2 separate regions of the Homo sapiens genome follow, and region 2 is linked to region 1. A link is a loop called in an ENCODE intact Hi-C map of the cell type or tissue named here. Cell type or tissue: lower leg skin. All regions are shown on one strand. Each heading gives the region's core, and the rest is flanking DNA. Links, peaks and the distances in the headings are about the cores only. Region 1 overlaps CIDEA (cell death inducing DFFA like effector a). Region 2 has its middle 21 kb from the start of LDLRAD4.

Evidence for each region. A loop is a pair of places that touch in the nucleus more often than their neighbours do. Peaks named below come from ENCODE experiments on the same cell type or tissue, not always from the same donor. Only the 100,000 strongest peaks of a DNase experiment are listed, where the experiment ranks them.
Region 2: a loop joins it to region 1, with 18 times the contacts of the local background. A loop is called at or near these places in 1 of 110 quality-filtered maps.

The regions. Positions count from the first base shown.
Region 1 is chr18:12,274,831-12,282,425 of GRCh38, forward strand. It overlaps CIDEA (cell death inducing DFFA like effector a), which reads left to right. Exons shown (of 5, transcript NM_001279.4): 5 at 2,293-2,765. The coding sequence ends at 2,440. Among named protein-coding and RNA genes, the nearest start is that of CIDEA, 24 kb to the left of the region's middle. RefSeq lists enhancers at 1,442-2,065, 2,867-6,821. In lower leg skin, for the core only: no CTCF peak of the experiment used is centred there; DNase peaks (open chromatin) are centred at 4,110 and 4,531.
Region 2 is chr18:13,194,062-13,201,656 of GRCh38, forward strand. No RefSeq gene overlaps it. Among named protein-coding and RNA genes, the nearest start is that of LDLRAD4, 21 kb to the right of the region's middle. In lower leg skin, for the core only: no CTCF peak of the experiment used is centred there; no DNase peak of the experiment used is centred there.

The sequences.
Region 1 (7,595 bases), core at 3,394-5,893:
CATACCCCAGACCCATTCAAACAAATTCCATGTGATCAAAAGGAGCCTTCCTGGGTGTTCCTGCCCCATAACTGGGTGCCACCCCTGCCATTGAGCCTGGGACTGAGAGAAACACCAGCAGTCCCTGCTCTAAGGAATCAGCTGTGTGACCTTTCACAGACTCCTTAACTTCTCTGAGCCTTGCTTTTATCATCTTTAAATGAGAAGGTTGGTCAGGCATGGTGGCTCACACCTATAATCCCAGCACTTTGGGAGGCCAAGGTCAGCAGATCACTTGAGGCCAAGAGTTCGAGACCAGCCTAGCCAACATGGCGAAACTCTGTCTCTACTAAATATACAAAAATTAGCTGGGCGTGGTGGCGGATGCCTGTAATCCCAGCCACTCAGGAGGCTGAGGCAGGAGAATTGTTTAACCCCAGGAGGCGGAGGTTGCAGTGAGCTGAGATCCGCCACTGTGAGCCATAACCACACCACTGCACTCCAGACTGGGTGACAGAGCAAGACTGTGTCTCAAAAATAAATAAATAAACAAACAAAAAATAAATAAAATGAAAAGGTTGCTTCCAAGCTCTTTATGATTGCCAGGGCTCTAACTACACCTACTTCTACTCCAGTAAATTTACCGTTGATCCTTAAAGAACTAACCTCTGTGGAGGGAGTGGATGGGAGAGTGGCTGATTGCAGTAGAAAGGTCTTCAAGTCGAAAAGTTTTGCAGCTGCTGCCATTCCAGTGCCCCCTGCACGTCCCTGTGGGCAGGGCCGCCCGTTTCTCTTTGAGGGTGTTGTTTCCGTCCCCCGTGGCCTTGACAACTGCTCTGATTTGTGCTGAGCACAGCAAAGGGGAAATGCCCTCCTCTCAGAGGTCTCCTGGCCTCACCTGAGGTGGGCCAGGGTGTGTGGCTTCTCTGTGGCCTCAGTTTCCCATTCAGAGCCATCAGTGGCTGACTCTAAACTACAGTCACTGTCATAGTGTTGGAGTCTTGACTCCCAGGAGAGCTTCCTTTTTTTTGTCTTTTCCTTTTTGCCGGGTTAGGAGAAAATAGCTTTACACTTGGATTTTAAAAGTTAGGCAAGAGAGTTACAACAACTGAAAAAGGTAAGATGAAGAAAGCTAACCTCACCCAAAATTCCACCTCAGTGAAATCTTTTTTCTTTTTCTTTTCTTATTTTTTTTCTTTTTTGAGACGGAATCTCACTCTGCTGCCCAGGCTGGAGGGCAGGGGCACGATCTCAGCTCACTGCAACCTCCTCCTTTCAAGTTCAAGCCATTCCCGTGGCTCAGCCTCCCAAGTAGCTGAGATTACAGGCATGCACCACCACACCCAGCTAACTTTTGTATTTTTAATAGAGACGGGGTTTCACCATGTTGGCCAGGCTGGTCTCAATCTACTGGCCTCAGGTGATCCACCCACCTCGGTCTCCAAAAGTGCTGGGATTACAGGCATGAACCACATTCCAGGCCCTTTTTCTTTTTTTTTAAGAAAGAGGGTCTCACACTGTCCCCCAGGCTGGAGTGCAGTAGCACAATCATAGTTCACTGCAGCTTCCAACTCTTGGACTCAAGCGATCCTCCCACCTCAGCCTCTGAAAGTGCTGGGATTATAGGCATGAGCCACCACACCTGGCCACAAAGTCTTTCTTGAAAGACAAGTTCAGCCTTCTTGTTACTAATTTGTATTCTCTGATAAATCCGATGACACCACAAGCAGCCATGGAACTCACGACAGCCCCCACACTGGAGGCACCGCCTGCTAGGGACCCTGTTGTGGGTGCTGGGGGCAGTGGGCCCTCCTGATGAGACAGCTGCCCAGGCTTGGCTATCGCATCCCCATGGGCTCAGTCACTGCTGAATGTCCTGCTACTACCTTAGGAAGGGAAGGGATTTCAGTAGCAGGGCCCCTAGAACAGCCCAGCAGCCGAAGCCCAGGACACAGCACACCTGTGCGGGTGCGGCCATCTGCTCCACACAGAGCTTGCCAGCCACTCAACAAGCAGGCCGCACTTCAGGTGGCTCATGGGAGCCGTGCTTCTTGCGGTGGTCTTGGGCCAGCAGCAAGGGGGTCCTCAGGGAGCTCACAGAGACCTGCTCCTGGCCAGACCCACTGCCACGGCAGCTGCATCTGTGCCAGCCCTGGGACACGTGCACTCTGAGAGTCAGACAGCCATGCTCTAAATGTCAGCCTGGCCTCCTCCGAGTGCCTTTTGGTGGGGGGAGTGAAGTATTCCCATCCTGTCTGTTTCTCACTGGCCCAAAATCCCAAGCTAAAGCCTCCCCATCTGCCTCTGCCACAGGAGTCTGCTGCGGTTCCTGTCCTACTCCGCCCAGGTGACGGGACAGTTTCTCATCTATCTGGGCACATACATGCTCCGGGTGCTGGATGACAAGGAAGAGCGGCCATCCCTCCGGTCACAAGCCAAGGGCAGGTTCACGTGTGGATAGGGATGCAGGCTGTCGCCGGCTCTTGAGCCAAACACTGTGTTTCGTTTGGCTCAATGACGAATGTTGAAGATGCTTTTATGTTCTGAGCCACATGCACTTGGAGGCCGCTGGTCACGCTGCTCAGGAGTGGTGCCCAGAAAAGGAAAGGGCTTGGTGGTACATGAAGTGGGGGCAGTGGGCAGGGTGCCCTGGGGGGGAGGCATAGAGGGCCCTGGGGGTCATGGGAAGCGAGCACGCAGCAGGCGTGCCCAGGAGCGTGTGCATGTGTCAGAGCCATTTGGTCCATCATCTCCTGCAATAAACCCATCGCAAGAATGACCTTCAAGATGTGTGACACTTCCTGTGTCTCCTTTATCTCTCAGAAGAGCAAAAAGCAAACAAAACAAAACAAAACTATCAGAACAGCAAAAAAAAAAAAAAACTTTATATAGAAGCAAAACTCATCCAGGAATATTCTGCTAACAGATATAATCTCTCATAAGTCTTTATTAGTGCCACAAAAATAACAAGCTGCAAAATGTTATTGTATGTTTTTTTCAAACATGGATTTTTAACAGGCTCAAAGGGGCCCTCACACTGAAGGACTCAAATTGTGGAGGTCTTCAAGGACTTTTTTACTTTTTCACTTGTGAAAGTGAAAGGACTTTACTTTTTCAGCCTCTTTTTTCTTTTTCTTCTTTTTTTTTTTTTTTTTTTTTTGAGACAGGGTCTAGCTCTGTCACCCAAGCTGGAGTACAGCGGCCTGATCTCGGCTCACTGCTGCCTCGACCTCCCTGGGCTCAAGCCATCCTCCCACCTCAGCCTCCTGAGTAGCTGAGATTACAAGTGCACACCACCACCCCTAGTTTTTTTTATTTTTGTAGAGATGGGGTCTTGCTATGTTGCTCAGACTGGTCTCAAACTCCTAGACTCAAGCAATCCTCCTACCTGGGCCTCCCAAAGTTCTGAGATTACAGACGTGAGCCACCACACCCGGCCCAGCCTTTTTCTTAAAAACCAAAAAACAACTGCTGCACCCTCAGCTGCAGATTCTGCCTGCAGCCAGGTGGGGCACCGCGTTGCCAAGGTGGAGCTGTGCCTCATGCTGGCTCAGCTGCGAGGAACCTCCTGTCCGTGGCTGGGATCTCTAGCTGCAGGCACAGCTGGACGAAGGCAATCAGACAACATTGTAAGAATCTGTCTCCCACTCTCTTGGATCTGATTCCCTGCAGGGAGGGGGGACCCCCTCAAGTGGAAGCAAGTGCAGACCTCAGGCCCTGCAGCAGGAAGCTCTGGGCTACACCTTGTCCCCCCATTGGATGTCCTGGGTTACACCTCATGCTGCAGACACAGCAGCTGGTGGCTCTGCCAGGCTGGGCCACACACTGAGTCCTGGAGCCACCCCAAAGAGAAATAGGGTGCTGTTCCTAGAATCAGGGGGAACAGATGCTAGAAGAAAAATATTTCCTGATTAAGAAATGATGCCTTGGAGGCCTTTTCCTTCCCTAGCCACCAACTCTGGCCACAGAAAGACACCACAGTGTGTCCCGGAACCCTAGAGGAAGAAAAACTCTCCCCTCCCCTACCCCCTTCCCGGGGCTCCCAGCTGCTGCTCAGCCGTTCCCGGCAGGGATGGTCCTCCCTTCACAGACAGTTTGCAGTCCCCTTTGAGAGGCCCCGTGACCGGCGCTGAGTCCTGGGCTCTCACTGTGTCTGAGCCAGTTCTTGGAGAAGCTGGGCCAGGCCCCACAGCAGGACAGACAAAAGGAAAGGAGGTGGCGTTCCTCAAAGCACAGGCTCTTCTTTCACACTGCGAAAAAAACAGGCACTTTCAGTATTATCCCTTCTTGCCTTCCAGAATGAGCTGCGCTGCTGGTAGAGCGAGGGTTACAAAGAGTGTTCAGGCACAGGCCGTCTGCTGTGACTTCAAAACATTTCCTATATAAGGAGCTCCTGACCGCCCTGCCCACCTCGGGCCAGCAGGAGAGGAGGTGAGGAGGAGGGCTGTAGCCAGGCGTGTGGCCGGCCTGGCCGAGGGGCGCTCACTCCTGCCTCTCACTGACTCTGGGCTTGCGTCACTTCCCAAGGATTCCACCGGCCTGGGCAGTGACTGCCTGGCTTCCAAAAAAGGAATTTTCACTCCAGTGCCTGATCCTGTTGACTCAGCCCCTGCCCTCACTCGCTGAGAGGCCCTAGGCCTACGTCCAGATGGTGGGGAAACTGTGGGGGCCCAACCTGTTCGAAGGGAGGAATTGGGGAAGGGACGGGCTGGCCTTCTCCCCATGGGAAAGGGGAGGACATTCAGAAGGACCTCTTGGCATTTGGGAGCTTCTGAAGGAGCTGCGGCCACCGCCGCCCTGTCTCCTGTGCCCATGATTCACGGAGTGGCCCGGGACAGAGCAGCCTCTTCGCAGAACCCTCAGGGAGGCTCCAGGCCTCAGGGAGGAGGCAGCAAAGGTTGGTTTTGCTATTGTCAAAGTCTTCAGTGGGCCCTTGGCCAGGAGACTGGTGGAATTGAAACCCACTCCCTTAGGGGAAGGGTCCCAGCAGGCGTGGCTGTCTTGTCTCTGGTTCGGATTAGGTGACAGGCACTCCAAATGTGACACTTTCTCGTTCTCATCTTAGTTTCTCTATCATCTGCATTTAGCCCGCTAGCTCAGACCAGGATGTGCCCCATGCAGGTGAGGGTGGGTGGGGAGAGCCAAGGCACTCCAGCGGGCTCAGGGCCTGGACCCTGTGAGGCCTGGATGCCGCCTCCACCTAAGCCTTCAGCTGAACCCCCAGGGTGGCGTGTGTGTCCCTTCAGGGGCTGAGTGTTCGTCTGTGTGTCTTTGATGGGGCCAAGCAGAAGAGCTCGAATTGGAAATTATTCACTTCTAGAATCACAATTCAGAAAAAAAGAAATGGTTCCCATGAGCCCAGGTTTCATGCTCCTGCAGTCACTACATGGACCTGGACGTCACTCCTATGACCTCTTTTTCAGGCGCACAAACACAGGTAGCTGCCATGAGCATCCCACGCGCATGCGTCCTGGTGTGTTTCTGCCACATGATCCGTAGGCTAGATTCAAGGAGCACTTTCTGCCAGCAGCAGGGAACAGAGTGCAGGCCTGGGATGAACTGAGGACATCAGAATGAAATGCTCTAAGAGCCATGATCTCATGGCCAGAGACAGACTCTGGCTAAAATCACCTGTAGTGACCAGACTTCACAGCCCAAACCACTGTCTTCATCCATAAAATCAGGATCCAATCGACTTGGTCCAGGAACTCCATTCCCAGACAGATTTTCTTGGCCCAGATTTTAAAAATGTAAACACGGTCCCTCTTCCAGCCAGCACTTTTCAGCTGGCCAGCCACAGCTTGCCCTTCTCCTGCACCCCAAGGAAACTGTCACCACCCGCCAGGTCAGGAGCCCAGCTCAAAGCCATGGCGTAGGCCTCTTCAGGACTAGGATTCTAAAACGGGGGTCCATTTCCCCAAAGGGAAGTTCTCCTTTCTCCTCATGTGATGAGGTGGGGGCGGCTCATCAAGCCACATGTGGGGGTGGGCCTCCACCCAGGATGGCACTGTCCCCACACAGGGTCTCCTGGCTCCCACTCCCTCCTGTGTTATAAATTGTAGGGAAAGAAAACTGTGGCCAGCACCTTTCTCTACCATCACCTCCACGGGGACAGCTATTCCTTGCTAGAATTACCAGGCCCCCTCCAGCAGCAGAGGCCATGGGGCTACCTGCCTGCCCTCCAGCTCTGACAGCCAGCTCTCAAGTCCCAGTGGGCCAGGAGGAGAGCTCTGTCTTCCCCAAGATTTTATTGTATTGTGGCAAAATCAACATAACTTTTTTTTTTTCTTTTGAGATGGAGTTTCGCTCTTATTGCCTAGGCTGGAGTACAATGGTGTGGTCTCGACTCACTGCAAACTCCGCCTCCTGGGTTCAAGCGATTCTCCTGCCTCAGCCTCCTGAATAGCTGGGATTACAGGTGCGTGCCACCACACCCAGGTAATTTTTGTATTTTTGGGGTTTCACCACATTGGCCAGGCTAGTCTTGAACTCCTGACCTCAGGTGATGCACCCACCTTGGCCTCCCAAAGTGCTGGGATTACAGGTGTGAGCCACCATGCCTGGCCAACATAACATTTTTTTAAATGTATCTTCCACCTCAGCCTCCCAAGTAGTTGACACTATAGGTGCACACCACCACACCCAGCTCATCATCTTTTTTTTTTTTTTTTAGATTTTTTTTTTGTTGTTAGCAACAGGATCTTACTATGTTGCCCAGGCTGCTCTCCAACTCCTGGGTGCAAGTGATCCTCTCACCTCAGCCTCCCAGAGGACTGGGATTATGGGCATGAGCTATTGCTTTTAAAATCTGATGATCAGTGCAGTGCCTTTTATTCTGAGCCTCCACTCCACTGAGTGGTCTCCCCCACTTCATGCCCCAGGGGCTCATGTGCCAAGGCAGTGGGGGACACACTCCGACTATGGGGAGTTGTGTCCCACCCAGGCCTCCCCTGAGATGCCCACTGGCTATGACTGTCGGAGGCCAGTCTGTGAAGGTCACTGCGGCAACTCCCCCAGCCCACCTGCAAGAAGGCTTCAGGCCACCACTGCTGGGAGCCAGGTTCTCCCTGCCACTCCAAGGCCAGGCCAGGGTACCAGGACCCCTGTGATATTGTGATATAATAAAAAATACGTTTTTGGCCTCTGCCCCCATTCCTGACATAGATCTCCTAAAATCTGTAATCTCCTGAGTGATTGGAATGGCTGACAGAATTCCTAAATCCTTTGGAATTTCCTGGGTTATGGGGGCATCTTTTCTTTTTTTTTTCAAGACAGCATCTTGCTCTGTCACCCAGGCTGGAGTGTAGTGGTGTGATCACAGCTCACTGCAGCTTCCTGGGCTCAAGTGATCCTCCCACCTCAGTCTCCTAGGTAGCTGGGACTACAGCTGCACACCACCATGCCTGGCTAATCATTTTTATTTTTTGTAGAGATGAGGTCTCCTTATGTTGTCCAGGCTGATCTCAAATTCTTGGGCTCAAGCGATCCACTTGCTTTGGCCTCCAGAAGGGCTGGGATGACAGGCATGAGCCCCCGCGCCTGGCCAGGAGCATCATTTTAGGAGACTCTTGGTGGGCTCCTGCATGGCCTCAGGATAGGGGCTGGTTGCCAGGGAA
Region 2 (7,595 bases), core at 2,485-4,984, 920 kb after region 1:
TTATATAAAGTTTAAAAACCCACAAAACAATACATATGGTTTAGGAATATGTCATATGCAGCGTAAGTATAAAAACATGGGTAGAAAGGAACAACTAATGTTGGAAGACAGCTTTCCCTTGTCAGCATGTCCTGCCAGTCAGTTACCAGTGTCCTTGGTTCTGAACCATCCCTTGAAGGATGTTCGTATAACCCTGGAAGATGGAGACAGTGATTCCTAATGGGGCAAGGGTCAGACATGGCCACTGCCAAGGATAAAAGGCTCAGGTCCCAGAACTCAGGGCTCCTTTCTTATAACCCACTGTGTGTGTAGGTGTCATCTGACTCTCTTTGCATTGCCCTGTGGGAACTGGGGCTCAGGTTATTGGTGCAAAAATGCTGATGCTGCTGTTGCTATGGAACAAATTTTCCTTTGTTTCTGACCCAGGAGTCTCATGTCTTCTGCCAGCATCTAAGAAACAGTAATGGGCTAATTTATTAGTTTCAAAAATTAACTAATAGGCTAAATTATTACGAATTTATTTGTAAAATTTTAGAATATTCATGGCTCTCAAAGCTACCTTCAGGGTAAGAATGATCTCTAGGAAGGAAGGGGAGTAGAATAAGGGAGGGGTCAAAGGAGGGCTGCAGAGTTTAATTTCTTAAGAAAAAGCCCTGGCCGGGTGCGGTGGCTCATGCCTATTATCCCAACACCTTGGGAGGCTGAGGTGGGTGGATCATCTGAGCACAGGAAATTGAGACCAGCCTGGCTAACATGGTGAAACCCTGTCTCTACAAAAAATACAAAAAATTTAGCCAGGCATGGTGGTGTGTACCTGTAGTCCCAGCTCCTCGGGAGGCTGAGGTGGGAGGATTGCTCAAACCAGGGAGGCTGAGGCTGCCGTGAGCCAAGACCATGCCACTGCACTCCAGCCTGGGTGACAGGGTGAGACCCTGTCACACACGCACACAAAAAGAAAACGCTCTGAAACAAATATGGCAACGTGCTAGTATGTAGAGGTGTTTATCGTCTTATCCTCAGTGGGTTTTTTCTTTCTTTTTTTTTCTTGCTATGTCTAAAACAATTTAAATAAAAACTGAAGGTATATGTTTTAAAAAGGGAAACATCTTGGATAAAGGAATACGTCATTTTTGTTGGACAGTGACTGTATCCCTGCAGTGAGGTGGGAAATCTGTTTTTCTCTAACTGCAAGCCATTTATTAACAGAAAAAAACTGAAACCAGAGCCAAAAATACACTTATTTGGGTGTATTTATCCACATCTCTTCAATATTAAAGAAAAAAATCTATTCATTTATTTGCTTTTAATCAATAAGATGAACATAAATACCTCACAATAGCAGGTAAAGGAACATCTTCAGTTGTTTATGATGTCTAATGAAAGGAGAAAGGCATCATGGGAAGTAATTAGTAAAGGAAACTGAAAAATGAGGAGAGGAAGAAGGAAACTGACAGAGAAAGGGAAAGAGAAGTACACAGTTGTTTTTTTTTTTTTTTTCTGGTGTCTCGCTCTGTCGCCCAGGCTGGAGTGCAGTGGCGAGATCTCGGCTCACTGCAAGCTCCGCCTCCCGGGTTCACGCCATTCTCCTGCCTCAGCCTCCCAAGTAGCTGGGACTACAGGCGCCCGCCACCACGCCCGGCTAATTTGTTTGTATTTTTAGTAGAGACGGGGTTTCACCGTGTTAGCCAGGATGGTCTCTATCTCCTGACCTCGTGATCTGCCCGCCTCGGCCTCCCAAAGTGCTGGGATTACAGGCGCGAGCCACCGCACCCGGCCAAGAAGTACATAGACATTTTTAAAAAGAGATAAGAGGAAAAAGATAAGCAGACATGGGAGACACACGGCTCCTACGTGTACAGAGAATCAGGCTGTTTGTTTACTTCACCTCCGTTGGTCTTTGGGGCTCCACGCTGCCCGCCTTTCCTACCCTTCCCCCGAACCTTCCTTGGCCTTTTTGCCGGGTCCTCCTCTGAAGCTTGAGTTCTTCAGGGTTTGAGTGGGGGTGCTCTTTTTTTAAGGATTAATATTAATGCTTTTTATTTTTGTGTTTTTTCTTACATTTAAACTAATTTTTAATTGTGGTAAATACATGTAACATAAAATTTACCTCTTTAGCTATTTTTAAGTGTGTGGTTGGTGGCATTAAGTATTACACATTCACATCACAGCCCTTCATCCCCAGAACTCTTTCCATCCTGCAAAACTGAAACTCTGTATCCGTTAAACACAAATACTCCCTTTTATCCTCACCCAGCCCCTGGCAATCACCATTCCACTTTTTGTCTCTGTGAATTTGACTACTTTTATAGATAACATCATATAAGTAGGATCATACAATATTTGTCTTTTTGTGATTGGCTTATTAGACTTAGCAGAATATCTTCACATTTCATCCATATTGCAGCAGAATCACTTCCTTTTTAAGGCTGAATCATATTCTCTGGTATATTCATACAATATTTCATTTATCCATCAATCCACTGATGGACACTTGGGCTGCTTCCGCCTCTTGGCTATTGTGAATAGTGCTGCTATGAACATGAGTGTGCAAAAGCTCTTCAAGACTCTGCTTTCAGTTCTGAGTATATACCCAGACATGGAATTGCTGGATCACATGGTGATTTTATGTTTAACATTTTGAGGAAAATCATACTGTTTTCTACAGGGCCTATATGATTTTAAATTTCCAACAATGCACAAGGGTTCCAAATTCTCCACATCCTCAGTAACACTTGTTATTTTCTTTTTTTAAATAGTAGCCATACTAATAAGCGGGAAGTGGTATCTCGTTGTTTTGATTTGCATTTTCCTAATGATTAGTGACTTTGAGCATCTTTTCATGTGCTTGTTGGTCATTAGTATAACTTCTTTGGAGAAATGTCTATTCAAGTCCTTTATCTATTGTTTAATTGGGTTGTTGTAATTGTCGTTTTGTTGTTGTTGTTCAGTTGTAGGAATTCTTTATATGTTCTGAATACCAATCCCTTATCAAATAGATAATTTGTACATATTTTCCCTGATTCCATTGGTTGCCTTTCCACTCTGTTGTTTGTGTCCTTTCATGCACAGAAATTTTTATTTTTGATGTAGTCTAATTTGTCTATTTTTTTCTTTCGTTGCCTGTGCTTTTGATGTTATAGCTAAGAAACCATTGCCAAATCCAATCTCATGAAGTTTTCTCATTTTCTTCTAAGAGTTTTATAGCTTTAGCTCTTACATTTAGATCTTTGATCCATTGTGAGTCAATTATTGTATTTGGTGTTAGGTAAGGGTCACACTTCATTGTTTTGTATGTGAATTTCTGGTTTTACCAACAACATTTGTTGAAAAGAACTGTCCTTTCTGCATGGAATGGTCTTGGCACTCTTGTTGAAATCACTTGACAATATATGTGACAGTTTATTTCAGGGATCTCTATTCTATTCCATAGGTCTATTTGTCTGTCTTTATGCCAGTCCCACACTATTTGGATTACTATAGCTTTGTAGTAGGTTTTGATGTTTCTTACATTTGATATGTTAATTTATATAATTAATTTTTGTTATATGGTTTGAGATGAGAATTAATTTACCTTTTTTTTTTTTGTCAAATCACATTGGTAAGTGGAAACCATACATAGTGGGAGGGATTGCCCCTCAAAAATCAGTAAACATTACTAATCTGAGCTTTTCTTTGCACCCCAAAGAGATTGTTAAACCTTGAGGTGCAAACTACTCTTTCAGACTCTACATTTTAAATTGCTTTTGAGTTTTATTAACAATACCCACTACTGTAAACTTCACATTCTTGAGTTTTTGACTTTCAGTTATAGTACAAATTCATGATTCATATATACAATGTACATGCTATATATTCAAATAATTCAAGAAGGATATTTGAGAAATATATTTCCTGAGCCCTTGTGCTATATATGAATGACTACTAAGCTGGATAAAGAATTGTGCCTTTCAAATCCCTGTACTTACCTGTGACACTTCTCCTGAAACAATGCTATGAAGAAGTCTGAAGCCACCTTGATTCTTACTCCATTGTAGGTAACCTGTGTTTTTTTTACTGCATCCTTGTAGAATTTTTCTCTTTATTCTTAAAGGTAAAAATGGTGTCAGAAACAGTCTAAATGTGGGTCTTTCCCATTAATTTTACCCGGAATGTGGTAGGTGCTTGTCACCTGTGAACCAGCTCCTGTTTCAGCTTCGGAAAGTTGTAGTTAGAACATTTTTTTCTTATTGGATCTCGTGTTTTATTCCTTCTTGATTATTCTTAGAAAACCTATACTCTCTAGGTAGATCTCCTTTTCTTCCCCTCCATGTTATTTTTCATCATGTTCATCTCTGTTGTTCTCTCTATTTTTTTTTTTCTGAGATAGAGTCTCATTCTGTTGCCCAGGCTGAAGTGTAATAGTGCGATCTTGGCTCACTGCAACCTCCGCCTCCTGGGTTCAAGAGATTCTCCTGCCTCAGCCTCCTGAATAGCTGGGATTACAAGCATGCGCCACCACATCTGACTAATTTTTGTATTTTTAGAGACAGGGTTTCACCATGTTGGCCAGGCTGGTCTTGAACTCCTGACCTCAAGTGATCGGCCTGCCTTGGCCTCCCAAAGTGCTGGGATTACAGGCATGAGCCACCCCACCCGGCCTCTACATTTTTAAAAATAAATTTGATTTGATTTTTTTTACTGAGGTGAAATTCACATAACGAACAATTTTAAAGTGAACAATTTAGTGGCTTTTAGTGCACTCACAATGTTGTGCAACCACCACTTTTATCTAGTTCCATAACATTTTCCTCATTCCAGAAGAAAGCCCTGTGCCTGCTAAGCCATTACTCTCCATCTCTCCCTCTCCCCCAGGGCCTGGCAACCATCAGGTGCTTTCTGCCTCTGTGGATTTACATGCTCTGGATGTCTCATGCAAATGGCATTATACAACATGTGACCTTTTGTGACAGGCTTTTTTCACGTACTATAATGTTTCCAAGGTTCAACCACATTGTGGATTTAAATTAGTGCTGAGAGTTACTTGATTTTAGCCTGCAAAACTTCCTTTATTATTTCTTGTAAAGTGGGTTGGCTAGCAATGATTATTTCAGATTTTATTTCTCTGACAATGTCTTTAGTTTACCTTCAGGTTTTCAACATTTTTATTTTTATTTATTTATTTATTTACCTTCAGTTTTGAAAGATAGTTTTGCTGGATATGGGATTTTAGGCTGACAGTCCCCCCCCCCGCCCCCACTTGCATCCTGAGCACTTTGAATATGTTTTCCATTGTCTTCTGGCTTCCATCGTTTCTGTGATAAGTCATCCATTAATCTTATTGGGGCTCCCTTGTAAGTGTTGAGTTGCTTTCCTCATGCTGCGTTCAAGATTTTCTTCTTGTCTTTGATTTTCAGCATTTCTACTACAAAATGTCTGTTTGTGGATCTCTTTGAGCTTGTCTAACTTGGAGTTTGCTGATCTTCCTCAATGTCTGGGTTAGTGTTTTTCAGCTAATTTAGGAGTTTTCAGCTAATACTTCTTTAAATATGATTTCTGCTTCTTTCTTTCCTCTTCTTCTGATACCCCATTATACATTTGTGGTTATGCTTAATGGTCTCCCATGTTTCTCTGAAGTGTTATTTTTAATAATTACTCATTATTAATTATTTTTTCTCTTTGTTTTTGAGAGTATATAAGCTCTATCAATCTATCTTCAAGTCTGCTAATTCTTTCTTCTTCCAGGTTAGCCTCTCCAGTGAATTTTTAATTTCAGTTATTGTGCTTTTTGACTCCAGAATTTCCATTTGGTTCCTTTTTTTTACAAAAAATTTTCTATCTCTTTATTGATATTCTCTATTTGATATAAAAATGGCATCATACTTTACTTATTTCAGCATGGGTTCTGTTAGTTTTTTGCTTTTTTTTTCTTTATTGAGATAGAGTCTCTCTCTGTCTTCCAGATGGAGTGCGGTGTTATGATCATAGCTCATTGCAGCCTTGAACTCCTGTGATACTCAAGTGATACTCCCACCTCAGATTCCAGATTAGCTGGGACTATAGGTGTGCACCACTGTGCCCAGCTGATATTTTCATTTTTGTAGGGACAGGATCACACTATGTTGTCCAGGATGATCTTCAATTCCTGACCTCCTCCCACCTCAGCCACCCAACATGTTGAGATTACAAGTGTGAGCCATTGTGCCAGGCTTCTTTTAGTTTTTTAAAAGACAATTTCTGTTGCCTGCTTTTTTTTTGGTCTCTGAGTCATGCTTTCCTTTTCCTTGCATGCTTCCTAACTTTTTGTTAAAATTGGATGTTTTAGAGTTTTGTTAAAATTGTACATTTTAGATAAAATACTGCAGCAACTCTGGATACTGGTCATCTCTCTCTGGGGCTTGTTGTTGTTATTTGCTGGTTTTTTTTTTTAGTGAGTAGCTGGATTACTTCATTACTTCAGTGATGTCAATTTCTCCAAAAAGTGTCAAACCTCTCACATTGCTTCTCAGGAGGCACAGGTTTGGGTGTACTTGGACACTCTTCTTCATCTTTTATGTCCTGCCCTCAAGTCTGTTCTTTACTTAGCATCCAGAGTAATTCTTTTTTTTTTTTTTTTTTTACAGAATCTCACTCTATCGCCCAGGCTGGAGTGCAGTAGTGCAATCTTGGCTCACTGCAGCCTCTTCCTCCCAGGTTCAAGTGATTCTCCTGCCTCAGCCTCTGAAGTAGCTGGGACCACAGGCAAAAGCCACCATGCCTGGCTAATTTTTGTATTTTTAGTGGAGATGACACCTACTGCTTCTTTAAATTCATCTCATCAGGCATTGCATGAGGATGAATCACCTCCATACATCCTGCACGTCCACCCCACTGCCCAGCTACTTGTTGCATACTTCGGAGGTATCAGTATGCTATTATTGCTGTAACAAGCTACCACAAACTTGATGGCTTAAAACAACACACATTTATTGTCTTACATTTTGGAGGTCAAAAGTCCAAGATAAGTGAGCACGGCTGAGTTCCTTCCGGTTGTTATAGGGGAGAATCTACCTTCTTTCCTTTTCCAGCTGCTAAAAGCTTCCTGTATTCCTTGGCTCATAGCCCCTTCCTCCATTTTCAAAGCCAGCAATGCAGCATCTTCAAATTCCTCTCTGTCTTTCCCTCTCCCCATTTTGCCTCTCTTTCCAACATCACATCTCCTGTGACTCTGACCCTCTTGCTTCCCTCCTATAAGGACTCTTGTGATTACATTGTGCCCACCCAAATAATCCAGCATAACCCCCTCACCCCCAAATCCTTAATTTAATCGCACCTGCAGGGTCCCTTTCCCCATCTAAAATAGCATATTAGCAAGTTGCAGGGATTACCACATGGACATCTTTGGGGGCCATTACTCAGCCAACCACACCAAGCATGCACATATCCTATAACCCAGCAGTTCCACTTTGGGCTGTCTGCCTTAGAGAGACTGCCGTATTTACACAAGAAGATGTGCACAAGGATGTTTACTACAGCACTCTGTATAATGGTGAAATATTGGAAATAACTTCTTTTACAGCACAGTACGTGATTAAAAAAGCAATTCTGAAGCCAAACTTTTTTGATTCAAATTCCAGCTC